Regions from separate parts of the Homo sapiens genome. Here regions 2 and 3 are each linked to region 1. Evidence: chromatin loops called from intact Hi-C (ENCODE). Cell type or tissue: endothelial cell of umbilical vein. All regions are shown on one strand.

The links. A loop is a pair of places that touch in the nucleus more often than their neighbours do. Peaks named below come from ENCODE experiments on the same cell type or tissue, not always from the same donor. Only the 100,000 strongest peaks of a DNase experiment are listed, where the experiment ranks them.
Region 2: a loop joins it to region 1, with 5 times the contacts of the local background. A loop is called at or near these places in 18 of 110 quality-filtered maps.
Region 3: it touches region 1 in a loop (6-fold over the local background); 18 of 110 quality-filtered maps call a loop at or near these places.

What each region holds. Positions count from the first base shown.
Region 1 is chr19:2,576,860-2,581,859 of GRCh38, reverse strand. The region is part of intron 2 of GNG7 (G protein subunit gamma 7); the gene reads left to right. Among named protein-coding and RNA genes, the nearest start is that of MIR7850, 51 kb to the left of the region's middle. RefSeq lists enhancers at 2,287-2,336, 2,155-2,449, 4,748-4,892, a silencer at 2,155-2,449 and a cis regulatory region at 4,813-4,826. In endothelial cell of umbilical vein, a CTCF peak has its summit at 2,237 (motif pointing right); DNase peaks (open chromatin) are centred at 2,339, 2,659 and 3,339; H3K4me3 peaks cover 758 bases; H3K27ac peaks cover 2,003 bases.
Region 2 is chr19:2,492,778-2,497,777 of GRCh38, reverse strand. LOC124904614 (a long non-coding RNA gene) reads left to right here and starts at 2,996. Exons shown (of 2, transcript XR_007067090.1): 1 at 2,996-3,247; 2 at 4,868-5,000. RefSeq lists a silencer at 2,624-3,003 and enhancers at 2,793-3,087, 2,746-3,453. In endothelial cell of umbilical vein, no CTCF peak of the experiment used is centred here; DNase peaks (open chromatin) are centred at 2,337 and 2,837; H3K4me3 peaks cover 1,188 bases; H3K27ac peaks cover 1,341 bases.
Region 3 is chr19:2,504,582-2,509,581 of GRCh38, reverse strand. No RefSeq gene overlaps it. Among named protein-coding and RNA genes, the nearest start is that of GADD45B, 31 kb to the right of the region's middle. In endothelial cell of umbilical vein, no CTCF peak of the experiment used is centred here; a DNase peak (open chromatin) is centred at 2,271; H3K27ac peaks cover 1,628 bases.

The sequences.
Region 1 (5,000 bases):
TCTGTTTCTCTAACACAAATTGAGCAACTGGCCACTTGTCACCTTGTGAAACCTTGATATTTTATTCCACAAAGTTGTGCCTATCTTGAGTAGAGCCTACACCTTAGACCATAACACGGTTCATGCGTTGTTTCAACACCTGTTGGGTGATGCAGAGTGAATGGGGCCTGGCCAGGCATCTTGTTGAGGAACATGTCACAGTGTCCTCACCCTCAAGAAGGGGAGGTGTCCCATCCCTGCAGGGTGGGGTGAAAACACGTGCAGAAGTGGGCATTGGGAGTGCAGCCAGGAGCTTGGCTGCAGGCGTCCTGGCTGCAGACACAGCTTTGCTGCTGTGTTTGGTAAACAACACCAGGGACCAGGGAGGGGGCCCCCACATCCCACCCCACAGCCTCAGACCTGTTCTCACCCCCCTGTGGTTTGGGAACTCAGTATCTCTGCTGACCCCTCCTGGGCAATTTGCAAGTGAAGGAATTGACTGCTGGTGCTCCAGGCCACCCGAGAGACACCCTCCGCCCCCCACCCCCCCACCCCCATCACCCCTCCACCCCCGCGGCCCCCCCCATCAGTCTGTCACCCAGGCCTCTGGGCACTTTTAGACAAACTCTGTTGGGGGAGGGGAGAGGAGGAAGCAGAGATTAATCACTTTCAGGCTGGGCCTGCGGCGAAGGCACTTCTAGTGAGGGACATCATAGTGCATTTTCCCACAGCGTTCATGGAAGTCTTTCTTGAGGCCTGATATGAGGGGAAGACGAGGGAAGAAGACACCAGTCTCTGCCTCAACAACCAGGCAGAGGCCGGGCGCAGTGGCCCACGCCTGTAATCCCAACACTCTGGGAGGCTGAGGCGGGTGGAGCATCTAGGATCGGGAGTTCAAGACCATCCTGGCCAACATGGTGAAACCCTGTCTCTACTAAAAATACAAAAATTAGCCGGGCGTGGTGGTGCACACCTGTAATCCCAGCTACTCGGGAGGCTGAGGCAGGAGAATCGCTTGAACCTGGGAGGGGGAGGTTGCAGTGAGCCGTGATTGCACCACTGCACTCCAGCCTGGGAGACAGACTAAGACTCTGTCTCAAAAAAAAAAATGTAAAAATTAACTGGGCTTGGTGGCACCTGTAGTCCCAGCTACTTGGGAGGCTGAGTGGGGACGATCCCTTGAGGCCAAGAGTTTGAGGCTGCAGTGAGCTGTGATTGCACCACTGCACTCCAGCCTGGGTAACAGCAAGACCTTGTCTCTAAAATAAAATAAAACAGAACCAGGCACAGAGCTGGGCACGGTGGTTCATGCCTGCAATCCCAGCACTTTGGGAGGTCAAGGCAGGTGGATCCCCTGAGGTCAGGAGTTCGAGACCAGCCTGGCTAACATGGCAAAACCTCGTCTCTACTAAAAATACAAAAATTAGCCGGACATGGTGGAGTGCACCTGTAGTCCCAGCTACTTGGGAGGCCAAGGCAGGAGAATCTCTTGAAACCAGGAGGCGGAGGTTGCAGTGAGCCGAGATCACACCACTGCACTCCAGCCTGGGCAACAGAGTGAGACTCAGCCTCAAAAAAAAAAAAAAAAAAAAAATAGAACCAGACAGAGAGCAGCAGGGCTGCGTCCTATCCCTGCCCCTTAGACAGAGAGGCATGAAGGGGTGAGCAGGCCAGGCCGGGACCAATGTCGGGGGCCAGGACTGGGACTGGTAGGGTTGGCAGGGCTCACTCAGCTGCGTGTATGGGCCCTGACCCCTGGGCACACCTGCATTCCCCTGCCCTGGGAGTTGCTCCAGTGTTTATTGAGTGGGTCCTCTGGGATGGCACTGGGGGGGTGCAATGGTTTTTTTTAAAGTCCTAGTGGATTCTGGCCAGGTGTCCGAGGAGGACACAAGCTGAGAGACACCTGCGCCCCCAGAACTGGAGGAGGCAGAAAGCGTTCTCCCCTGGAACCTCTGGAGGGAGCACAGGCTTGCAGACCCCATGATTTTGGACTTCTGGCCTCCAGAACTGGGAGAGGATCCATGTCTGTGGTTTTAAGACCCCCTCCCAGTCCCCCATTTGTGGCACTTTCTTACGGCAGCCCCAGGACACCCATCCACAGAGTTCCTGGGAAATGGGGATGTCAGGCCCGTCGTCTGCACGTTTGGCAACCAGAAAAGCCCCTGTCCGTGGGGGTGCGTCCCCTGCTCCCCGCATTTCTGCCAAAGCCCCTTCCGTCGGCAGCTTGTCCTTGCATGTCCCCGAGGAAGGTGACCAGCAGGCGGAGCTGCTGCCCAGCGGCGGCCGTCCCCTCGCCCTCCTCCCTCCTCTTGTTACCATAAACACTTGGAGACCTCAGAGGAAAACGCTCAAGGATTCCCAGCCTCCAGGGCTGTGTGCCGAGGGCTTCAGAGGCTCGCATGGGGAGCGCCCTTTCCTGCACCCGCCCTGTTGACTCTGCTATCTTCCCGGTCGCCCGGCTTCCCGGGGCAGCCTGATGGCCAGGGCGCAGGTCTGGGTGGGTGCCAGGTGCCTGCCCTCCTGCCCGCCCGCCCTGGCCACCCTGAGCTGCAGGACACAGAGACCCGGACGGGAGCCAGCCGTGCTGGGCGTGGCCTGGACTCTGGGTTACGCTGGGGCAGTGAAATTTCAAAACAAACTTAGCCACATGGTCCGAGTCAGGTGTGTCCGGGTGACCCCTGTGCAGACCTTGGCGTCTGGACCTGCCCGGCCGGGGGCACCCATCCCGCAGATGCTGAGGCGGAGCCCCAAATCACGGGACCCTCTGCTGCAGGCACCGGCGGGGCGGGCTGCCAGGGCCGGAGACGAGCCATGTGCATTCTTGGGATGTTTTTTCGTTTAACCGTCTCTCCCTCTCCCAGCCATTTCCTGGCCTCTCGCAGACAAGCGACAGACAAGCAGGTCTGGCGCCGGGCCACGCTGGTGGTTTTCCATGCCGGGGTCAGTCTGGGATCCACATCCCCACAGCTCGGCCCCTGGGGGGCCGGGAGCCAGGGGTTTGAGGCCCCGATCCACCCCTTCCCAGCTCTGTGACCTTAAAATCCTTTAGCATCGGTTTCCCTACTTGTGCATGTTAACATTTGGAAGCTGATGATTCTTGGTCTCGGGGTGTTGGGGGGCTTCCTGGCAGGGAGTGGGTGGAGACCAGAGACGCTGCTCAGCACCCTGCAGTGCCCAGGACGGCCCCACCCCAGAGAGAAGGATCCAGCCCCAATGTCCACAGGGCTGAGGGGGAGAGGTCCTGCTGAAAAGCTGCAAACAGGTGCTTTTCTGCCCAGCTTCTCCGGCCTGGTTAGCGATGAAACCTGTGGCTGCCAGCCATTGAGCCCAGCCCCTGGGCGGGCGTTGCTCGTGAATTCCTTAGGCCCTGCAGGACGGGCAGTCTCTTGCTTGTGGCTGGAGCACCGTTTTCTGTTGATTTATTTATATTCTGCCTCATTCCACAAAGGATCGGAGCAAGCATTCAGGAAGAGATTCTATCAAATACAAAACTGCAAATAGCTTCCTAACATAGTAGAGAACAGGGCGAGTCAGGAGTTGGCACTAGGCTGCCCTCGGTCCTCTGGGTCCCGTATTGGGTTCTCCGAGGGCCCCCGGCTCTAACGGGGGATTTGTCCCAGCTCTGCCTACGCTACCTGTGTCTCAGCAGATCTCTGAGCCTCAAAGCCCTCAGAGACCCTCAAAGCCCCTAAGAATCAGCACCCTCTATGATGTCATAATGCTGAATAAGACAAGCACGTAGCCGGGCGCGGTGGCTCACGCCTGTAATCTCAGCACTTTGGGAGGCCAAGGTGGGAGGATCACTTGAGCCCAAGAGTTCAAGACCAGCCTGGGCAACAACGAGACCTCCGTCTCTACAAAAAAATAAAAGAATTAGCCGGGCGTGGTGGTGCACACCTGTGGTCCCAGCTACTCGAGGGGCTGAGGTGGGAGGATCTGGAGCCTGGGAGGTTGAGGCTGCAGTGAGCTGTGATTGCGCCATTGCATTCCAGCCTGGGTGACAGCAAGACTTCATCTCAAAAAAAAAAAAAAAGGAAAATAACACCATAACATTTTATATAGGGATGTTCTACATTTTCTTTTTAGATTTATTTCTCAATATAAATATGTAGCAAATGCTTACATGCATATATAATATGTAAAATATTACGCTGATTTTTTTTTTTTTTTTTTTTTTGAGATGGAATCTTGCTCTGTCACCCAGGCTGGAGTGCAGTGGCGTGATCTCGGCTCACTGCAACCTCCGCCTCCTGGCTTAAAGCAATTTTCCTGCCTCAGCCTCCCAAAGTGCTAGGATTACAGGCGTGAGCCACCACGCCCACCCAGAAGACTCTAGCTTAGCAGAGTTGTGGGAAGACACTCCCCTGCTGGTTCCTGGTGTGAAGAAGTGAGCGGTGCATTGCGAGAAGGCCCGAGGAGGGTCTGATAGCTAGGACCCAAGGGTGGCCCATAGGAGCTGGGAGTGTCCCCCAGGCAACAGCCAGCAAGGAAACAGGGACCCCGGTCCTACAACCACAGGGAGGCAAATGGTGCCAACAGCCTGAGGGAATGCTGGATGAAGAGCCTTCCCCGGGCGAGCCTTGGATGAGACGCAGCCCCAACCAACACCCAGACTGCAGCCCTGGGGGTACCCTGAACAGAGGCCCTGGCTTGGCTGTTCCCGGACTCCTGACCCCACAAACCGTGACGTACTAAGTGGATGTGTGTTGGAAGGCGCCACATGGATGGCAATTGGTTACGCAACACAGAGACTGAGCTCACTGCCCCACAGCCCCAGCTTGCGAGGTGGACCTTGTCCTGACCCTGCCAACAGGAATACAAAGACTTACTGGAACTTTGCACACGGGACAGCCCTGGTGACTCACGTAGCGTGAATGACTTAAGAGCAAATTCAGGCCGGGCACAGAGGCCCACGCCTGTAATCCCGGCACTTTGGGAGGCTGAGGTGGGAGGATCACTTGAGCCCAGGAGTTTGAGACCAGCCTGGGCCACATAGCGAGACCCTGTCTTTAGAACAA
Region 2 (5,000 bases), 84 kb after region 1:
CGCACTCCAGCCTGGGCAAAAAGAGCAAAACTCCACTAAAATTAATAATAATAATAATAATAATAATAATAAATAAGAGGTGGTGGGAGGTGAGAGTCAGAGACTGGAAGAGGCTGCACGGCCAGCCATGAACGTGGAGGAAGAGGCCCCAAGCTGAGGGAAGCAGCTGCCTCTAAATGCTGGCAAACGTGGAAGCCAGGTTCTCCCCTGGATCCTCCAGGAGGGCCCAGCCCTGCTCACAGCTTGATTTGGAGCCCAGGGAGACTGATTTTGGATTCCTGGCCTCCAGACTTGTCAGATAATAACTCTGTGTTGTTTCCAGCCACTGGGTTGGCAGTGATTTGTTACAGCAGCGGGAGGAAACTCATACGGTGCTCACAAATGCTTGCTGCATGAGTGAGGGCACCGGTGAAAGAATGCGGAGCAGCTGTGGAATACGGCCCGGGGGAGCCAGGGGACTGTGCTGGCCTCCTGTGTGTCAGCTGTCATGAGACCCTGGGCCTGGGAAATTATCCCAGGGTCTCAGTTTCCTGATCTGAAACGCCGGGGTCACTCTCGCCAGCCTCACGGACTGGGATAAGTAAGGGGGTGTGTCCTCTCAAAATGTGGAACCAGCCAGCACCCGGGATGTTCCTCTGTCCTGCAGCCAGCCATATCCCAGCGTCCTTTCCAGGACCCTCAGCTCCATTCTGCCAGGAGCTTGTTCTAAGACCTTTCATATATTCCCTCACCTATTTACCATTAGTCCATGTGACTGTCACCCCCTTTCCTGAAAGAGGCACATAGAGGTGAAGTCATCGCCCCAAGGTTGCTTAGCTGTTAAAAGGCAGCATGAGGGCTGGTCCCGGTGGCTCACGCCTGGAATCCCAGCACTTTGGGAGGCCAAGGTGGAAGGATCACTTGAGCCCAGGAGTTCAAGACCAGCCTGGGCAACACAGAGAGACCCCATCTCTAGTAAAAATTTTCAAAAATTAGCCAGTCATCGTGGTACATGCCTATATAGGCCTCACTACTCAGGAGGCTGAGTTGGGGGCATCACTTGAGCCCAGGAAGTCAAGGCTGCCATAAGCTATGACGGCGCTGCTGCCAGGCACAGTGGCTCACGCATGTAATCCTATCACTCTGGGAGGAGAGGCAGGTGGATCACCTGCGGTCAGGAGTTCGAGACCAGCCTGGCCAACATGGTGAAACCCCGTCTCTACTAAAAATACAAAACTTAGCTGGGCATGGTGGCGTGCACCTGTAATCCCAGCTACTCAGGGGGCTGAAGCTGGAGAATCGCTTGAACCCAGAGGACAGAGGTTGCAGAGAGCCGAGATTGTGCCACTGCATACTCTTCCAGCCTGGGTGACAGAGTGAGACTCCGTCTTGTCTCAAAACAATCAAAAAAAAAAATTAAAAACAAAGGTAGAATGTGGAAGGAAATGAAACCATCAGGGAATGAGCCCAAGATGTGTCCCATCCCAGTGTCCCCTCTGTGCCTCAGTTTACCCTCATCACACTGATCTTCCTCTTGGGAACATGGGAGCCCCTAGCCTAGGGATGTGGGAGTCAAGGTCTGTTCTCAGCAGGCCACTTTCCTGTGACAACCCTGAAAGGAGGTGAAAGGTCAGAGGCTGCTGGGTCGCCCCACCCTGCCCTGGAGACAGAATTCAGATACCTGGCGTCATGGATTCCCAGAGGTCTGAAAGTCCTGCTCACCTGGAACGTGGGAACGCCCTTCAGAGCTCCCTTCCCTCCCCGACCCAGGAAATATAGGGGTCTCCCCATTCTGGGTCTGGCTCAGGGACTGTGTGTCCCTGACTGCCCTCCATGAAGGAGGCCGCCCTTGGGTCTGCCGGGAGGAGGAAGACGACTAGGAGGAGGAGGAGGAGGAGGAGAGGCAGGGCGGCCAGCCTGAGTGGAGGAATCCCCGAACCGGCTAAAAATAGCCAAGGAAATTATTCCAACACCTTCCCAAAATAGAAAGCAGTCTCTGGGCCCAACAAAAGGCCAGGGCTGGTCGGCAGCTAGAGAGGAGGTGGCGTTTAAGAAAGGTGACCTGCGACAGCCCCCCCACCCTGCCCTCCCTCTACGGCCCTTCGTCCCCTAGAGTCTTCCAGGGCCAGGTGTGGGCAGAGGGGCAGGCCCAGGCGGGTGTGGGGCCCCTGGCTCCCCCTCGCCCCTGCCCCTCCCCAAAATCCTGGACCAAAGGGCTCCTGACCCGGGAACTGGGAGGGGCCAAGCCACTCGCGTTAAAAATAGCCCTTGCCTCCTCCCAGGCTATATTTAGATCCCTTGGCACCGGCGTCAGCAGGAAGGCAGCGGCTGGGCACACCCCACCGGGCCGCCCGGGCGCCCTGGCTCAGGCACCGCCCCTGGCCACCGCAGCTGGGCAGAGACCAACTGTATGGACAGAGCTGGCTGCAGCACCCAACTTGCTGGGTGGTGCCAGGACACCCGCAGACCCTCTCTGAGCCGGCTTGTGCAGGAGAGAGCGGGAGACAAGCTGGTGGGACTCTACACTGCAGAGGGCGCTGGGAAAAGGCTGCTCCCAGCCCCGGGCCCTCACTCTGGGGGCCCGGCGGGGCGGGCAGTGCGCCGGCCTCAGTTTCCCCATCTGTGCAATGGGACATTAACAGCACCCGCATCACAGCGCTCAGCTCACGGTCGGACACGCACTAAGCGCTCTGCACGGGTTGGCAGTCAACGAAAGTGGGTGTCACTGCTTTCTCCAAGTCCCCGTCCCGCCCGGGCCAGCTCCAGAAACGCAGGGGCTGATGTCATCCCCAGGCTCAAACCTCCCAGCGTGGCCGACGCAGGCAGGCGCCGCCGTCACGGGCGTTCCTGCGCCAGGGAATCCCGGCCCCGGCGCCGGGGCCCCAGTGGAAACCCGTGACGCCAGCGCCCGCCGCCGTGGGTCTTCCGGGCTGGCGGTAGCGGGGCGGGGCGTTCTCCCGCGCCGCTGACCCCACCTCCGCGCCAGCCCCGGGAACGCGCACGGCCTCTCTCCACCCTCCGCGAGCCCAGTGTGCTTGCGCTTGCGCTTGCCCCGCACTCAGTCGCCCCCTCCACGAGTGCACACTCCACTCACGCGGGATGCGCAGGACGCCGACAAGCAGGCGTCCACAGTGGGTCTGCAGGGACGCATCGCATGGGCAGGCCTGGTGGGTGTAGGTGTGCAGGAGTTCGTGGACATGCGTGTGCACGATCCCGCGTGGAAGGCACGGTGGACATGCGTGTGCACAATCCCGCGTGAAATGCAAAGGTAGGCATGCGTGTGCACGATCCTTCGTGGAATGAACAGTGGGTATGCCTGTGCACGTTCCCCTTGGAAGGCGCCGTGGGTACCCGTGCACGGTGCTGGCCCTTTGCAGGAGGATGGGGAGCCCTGGCTGGAGAGTACAGATTCCGGACACACACACTCACACACACACACACACTCATTCACCCTCTCTCCCGGTGCCCGTGGCCTGTGGGCGTGGAGCCGTGGGCGATGACTCTCAGGCTGTTCACCGTCTCCCCACCAGTCTGGGAGCTAATTACTGTCAGGACCAGACGGGGTGGCTGGAAAGATGAACAAATCGCTGTGTGTCTGCAGCCCGTCTGGAGCTGCAGGCCTCATAGGCGTCTGTTCCGGGGGTGTCGGGCGTGACGCGGCCCTGGGTGGAGGGCGGGCAGCCTGGGTGCTGCGTGCACCGTGGGGGAGCCCTGGGTTTCTGCGTGGGTCCTGGAGGGTCTGCGGTGAGTGATGGGAAAGTGATGGATGAGTGATGGGGGTCCGTGTCTGCCGTATGTGCCTTTGTGTGAAAGCGAGAGACAGGAGGCCTGGCGGCGTCTATTCTCCCGATCAACAAAGTGGATGTAATAATAGTATTTACCCTATAAGGTTACGGGGACCCAGCAACCTCACTTCTCTTGGTACTATCTGAAAGAAATACACAACTTAGGAGCACACAGAGACCAGGAGGTAAATGCACGTAGCAGCTTTGTTCCTCATCACCAAAACCTGGGAAGAGCTCAAATACCCCTCCATTCAGAGGGGAACAGGTCAACGGAGGTCGGTTCATAGAATGAAAGTTCAGCAGTCAAGAGGAACGCACTCGCCTTCAAAACATGCTCAGTGAGGCCGGGCGCGGTGGTTTATGCCTGTAATCCCAGCACTTTGGGAGGCCCAGGTGGGCGGATCACTTGAGGTCAGGTGTTTGAGACCAGCCTGATCAGCGTGGTGAAACCTCATCTCTACTAAAAATACAAAAAATTAGCCGGCCATGGTGGTGGGCACCTGTAGTCCCAGCTACTCCGGAGGCTGAAGCAGGAGAATCGCTTGAACCTGGGAGGCGGAGGTTGCAATGAGTTGAGATAGTGCCACTGCACTCCAGCCTGGGTGACAGAACACGACTCAGTCTCAAAAAATGAAATGAAATGAAATAAATGAAATGAAATGGAATAAATAAAATGAAAATAAAAATAAAGCATGTGCACCCAACACACAAACACACAGGTATGCACACTCATGCCAAAACAATTGCAGGGGCCCCAGCAGCCCCTAGAATCCCCATCAGAGGCTGGGGAGGAAGATCGGCGGCAGGAGGGACAGACAGTGCCTATGTGCCCCAGATTGTGTCTCTGTCACCAGCTGCCAGAGCCCGTGCCTGTCTGAGGAGGTGGGTGTCTCCGGACCGCCCACCTCTGTGTCTGTCTCCAGGACATAGGCTCCACCTCCCCCCAGGGCCTCACTCCCATCTCCTCCTCCCACCCTGGTCCCCCACCTTCCTGTCCCCACCCTTGTTGGCGGTAGGAACCTACTGTTTCTGGCTGCAAGAGGAGATGGTTGAGGGGGCCCAGTCAGGGCATCCGTTTATCATCCCTCTATTTCTCTTCTTAGCTCAACAAGAAGACCTTCCTGTCTCTGGGCCTCGGTTTCTCCGGCTGTGAAATGGAAGGATAGTTTCTTAGGGTATATGGGCATCACCTCCCCACCTGTGCAGTTCTAATCCCACCAACCCTGGCTGTTTCTG
Region 3 (5,000 bases), 72 kb after region 1:
TGTAGTTCCAGAATACTGTCATCACCCCAAAGACATCCCATCCCCATCAGCAGTCACTCTCCACCCCTCCCCAGCCGCAGGCCACCGTGAATCCCTTTACTGTCTCGGTGGATTAGCCTGTCCTTCGCAGTTCACATAAATGGGATCATGTATTGTGTGGCCTTTTATGTCTGGCACCTCTCCCTGGCCGTGATGTCCTCAGGGTTCATCCAGGTGCTAGCCTATGTCAGAGCTTCGTTCCTTTTCATGGCTGAGTAATATTCCTTTTTCCAGACAGACCACCTTGTATTTATCCATTACGATTTGTATTTAAGGACATGGAAGATGCTTAAATATTAGGTTGGTGCAAAAGTAGTTGTGGTTTTCACCTTTTTAACGGCAAAATCGCAATTACTTTTGCACCAGCCTAATAATACAGTCACTGAAAAACTTACATGCAAAATCGTACACATTATTAGCAATGGGTTTTTTGTTTTGTTTTGTTTTGTTTTTTGAGACGGAGTCTCGCTCTGTCGCCCAGGCTGGAGTGCAGTGGCGCGATCTCAGCTCACTGCAAGCTCCGCCTCCCGGGTTCAGGCCATTCTCCTGCCTCAGTCTCCCGAGTAGCTGGGACTACAGGCGCCCACCACCACGCCCGGCTAATTTTTTGTATTTTCAGTAGAGACAGGGTTTCACCGTGTTAGCCAGGACGGTCTCGATCTCCTGACCTCATGATCCGCCCGCCTCAGCCTCCCAAAGTGCTGGGATTACAGGCGTGAGCCACCACGCCCAGCCTTGTTTTATTTGTTTTGTTTTGTTTTAATGCACAGAAAAAAAGACATGGGAAATAAGCCAAAAAGGTTTACAATTTCTTTTCCTGGTCCCCAAAACAAAATATAATAACTATAGAAGTTACATAAAATAGGCCGGGCACAGTGGCTCACGCCTGTAATCCCAATGCTTTGGGAGGCCGAGGCTGGCAGATCACCTCAGGTCGGGAGTTCAAGAGTAGCCTGACCAACATGGAGAAACCCCGTTTCTACTAAAAATACAAAAAAATTAGCCGGGTGTGGTGGCCCATGCTTGTAATCCCAGCTACTCGGGAGGCTGAGGCAGGAGAATCACTTGAACCTGGGAGGCGGAGGTTGCAGTGAGCTGAGGTCGTGCCATTACACTCCAGCCTGGGCAACAAGAGTGAAACTCCGTCTCAAAAAAAAAGAAGAAGAAGAAGAAGTTACATAAAATCATACAGCATTCAAAAGTCATCCTTGGCTGGGCACTGTGGCTCATGCCTGTAATCCCAGCACTTTGGAAGACTGAGGTGGGCGGATCACCTGAGGTCAGAAGTTCGAGACCAGCCTGGCCAACATGGTGAAACCCCGTTTCCACTAAAAATAGAAACATTAGCTGGGTGTGGTGGCATGCACCTGTAGTCCCACCTACCCAGGAGGCTGAGGCAGGAGAATCGTTTGAACCTGGGAGGTGGAGGTTGTAGTGAGCTGAGATCACGCCACTGCACTCCAGCCTGGGCAACAGAGCGAGACTCTTGTCAAAAACAAAAAAAACACAAAACACACACACCACACACACACACACAAAGGACATGGAAGATGCTTAAATAATAGCCATTGAAAAACCCACATGCGGCCGGGCACGGTGGCTCATGCCTGTAATCCCAGCACTTTGGGAGGCCGAGGCGGGCGGATCACGAGGTCAGGAGATGGAGACCATCCTGGCTAACACGGTGAAACGCCGTCTCCACTAAATATACAAAAATTAGCCGGGCGTGGTGGCGCACGCCTGTAATCCCAGCTACTCAGGAGGCTGAGGCAGGAGAATGGCGTGAATCTGGGAGGCAGAGGTTGCAGTGAGCTGAGATCACACCACTGCACTCCAGACTGGGCGACAAAGTGAGACTCTGTCAAAAAAGAGAAAGAAAGAAAAGAGAGAAGGGGGGGAGGGGAGAGAGAGAAAAAAAGAAAGAGAGAGAGAGGGAGGGAGGGAGGGGAGAGAGAGAAAGAAAAAGAAGAGAGGGAGGGAGGGAGAGAGAAAGAGAAGGGGAGGGGTGGGGAGGGGAGGGGAGGGAAGATCCCTCCACGCCCTTCTTCAGACCCATTCTCAGCACCTGTAGCCACCATTTGTTCACAGCTGAGGCAAATCCTTCAAACTTCTAGGCGTGCCCAAACGTTGGCCTCAGAAGAAAGCAGTGACAGTAAGTAGCAATAATGGTTCATTTCCTCGGATTGTGTCATCTGATCCTCCCGGAAACGCTGTGAGGTAAGGGCTATGGTTCTACGCATTGATTGTGCAGATGAATAAACATGGACTGACAGAAGGTAAACAACTCCCTTGAGTCCACAGCTAGAAAGTGGTACGGCCAGAACTGGGCAGCATTTTCAGCCAGACCGTAGGGCTCCCGCACATGTGCCCAAGACCGTCTTCTGTAATGGAGATCGGCACTATTTCATACCAACACTTGCCATTTGTTTTTAAAACTGGACTCACTCAACACAGACTGCTCTGAGGCTGGCTTAGCTTTTTTTTTTTTTCGCTTAACTTCCTATGACCGACAGCTTGCTAAGTCATTGCATTTTTATGAAGGAAAACAAAAAAGATATAAAAATAATAATTTTTTAAAAATCAGTGCATTTTAACAACTCCAGAGTAATTTAATTTACATGCTTAGCCGGACGCGGTGGCTCACACCTGAAATCCCAGCACTTTGAGAGGCCGAGGCGGGAGGATCACCTGAGGTCAGGAGTTCAAGGCCAGCCTGGTCAACATGGTGAAACCCCGTCTCTACTAAAAATACCAAAATAAAAAATAAAAATTAGCCAGGCATGGTGGCAGGCACCTGTGATCCCAGCTACTCAGGAAGATGAGGCAGGCAATGAACCTGGGGGGCAGAGGTTGCAGTGAGCCAAGATTGTGCCACTGCACTCCAGCCTGGGCAACAGAGCGAGACTCCATCTCAAAAAAAAAAAAATTATATACTATTGATGGACATTTAGATTATTTCTGAGTTTTGCTACTTTTACACACTATCTTTCAATAAAGTGCCTTATGAACATGTTTCTTTCTTTCTTTTTTTTTGACACGGAGTTTCACTCTTGCCGCCCAGGATAGAGTGCAATGGCGTGTTCTCGGCTCACTGCAACCTCCACCTCCCGGATTCAAGTGATTCTCCTGCCTCAGCCTCCCGAGTAGCTGGGATTTAGCTGGGATTACAGGCATGCACCCACCACGCCCAGCTAATTTTGTATTTTTAGGAAAGACGGGATTTCGCCATGTTGGTCAGGCTGGTCTCGAACTCCTGACCTCAGGTGATCCGCCTTCCTCAGCCTCCCAAAGTGCTGGGATTACAGGCATTAGCCACCGTACCCAGCCTACATATTAATTTCTGTACACACACTTGGATGTGTGTGTGCATTCCAGCATATGTGTGTGTACCGGTCCCTAGAATTATGAGACATTTTTATTCCCTCATATGTAAAATGCCTATTCATACTTTTTGTTTCTTTTCTTTTCTTTTTTTTTTTTTTTTCTTTTTTGAGACAGGGCCTGCTGGCTCTGTCGCCCGGGCTGGAGTCCAGTGGTGCTATCATAGCTCACTGCAGCCTTGATCTCCCAAATTCAAGCAGTCTTCCCACCTCAGCCTCCCAAGTAGCTGGGACTACATGGAAGCACCACCACACTCAGCTAATTTAAAAAAAAATTTTAAAGATGAGTTCTTGCTGTGTTGCCCAGGCTGGTCTCCAATTCCTGGGCTCAGGTGATCCTCCTATCTTGGCCTCCTAAAGTGCTGGGATTACAGGTGTGTGCCACTGCACCCAGTCTGTTTATTTCCTAATTAAATCACTTGCGTATTTCTTTGGGATGAAAGACACTTTTTACGCAGGCTTGTTAATTCTGGTCTGTTACAAGTGTTGCAAATATTTTCTCCTAGACTATCATTTAGATTTTTATGTCTGGCACACAAAACTCATCAACATGTTCCTTTCTTGATTCTCTAGGTTTTGTGACATGCTTAGTTAGAAAACTGTTCCACAAACTAAGATTTAAAATGATACATCCTGGCTGGGCGCGGTGGCTCACGCCTGTAATCCCAGCACTTTGGGAGGCTGAGGAGGGTGGATCGCGAGGTCAGGAAATCGAGACCATCCTGGCTAACACGGTGAAACCCTGTTTCTACTGAAAATACAAAAAATTAGCTGAGTGTGGTGGTGGGCACCTGTAGTCCCAGCTACTCGGGAGGCTGAGGCAGGAGAATTGCTTGAACCCGGGAGGTGGAAGTTGCAGTGAGCTGAGATCCCGCCATTGCACTCCAGCCTGGGTGACAAGAGCAAGACTCTGTCTCAAAAGACAAAAATGTTGTACATACACAGCATGGAATATTATGCAGCCACAAAAAGGAACGGGATCATGTCCTTTGCAGGGACATGGATGGAGCTGGAAGCCGTTGTCCTCAGCAAACTAACACAGAACAGAAAATCAAACACCACATGTTCTCACTTATAAGTGGGAGCTGAATACTGAGAACACATGGACACAGGGAGGGGAACAACACACACTGGGGCCGCTGGGGGGTGAGGTGAGGGGGAAGGGAGGGAGGGCTCCAGGATAAAGAGCTGACGTACGTGGGGCTTTTTGTTTGTTTGAGACGGAGTCTCGCTCTGTCACCCAGGCTGGAGTGCAATGGTGCAATCTCAGCTCACTGCAACCTCTGCTTCCCAGGTTCAAGTGATTCTCCTGCCTCAGCCTCCTGAGTAGCTGGGATTACAGGCGTCCGCCACCACACCCAGCTAATTTTTGTATTTTTAGTAGAGACGGGGTTTCACCATGTGGGTCAGGCTGGTCTCGAACTCCTGACCTCGAGCAAGCCACCCACCTCGGCCTCCCAAAGTGCTGGGATTACAGGCATGAGCCGCCGCGCCCAGCAACATGTGGGGCTTAATACCTAGGTGACGGGTTGATTGCAGCAAACCACCATGGCACATGTTTACCTATGTAACAAACCTGCA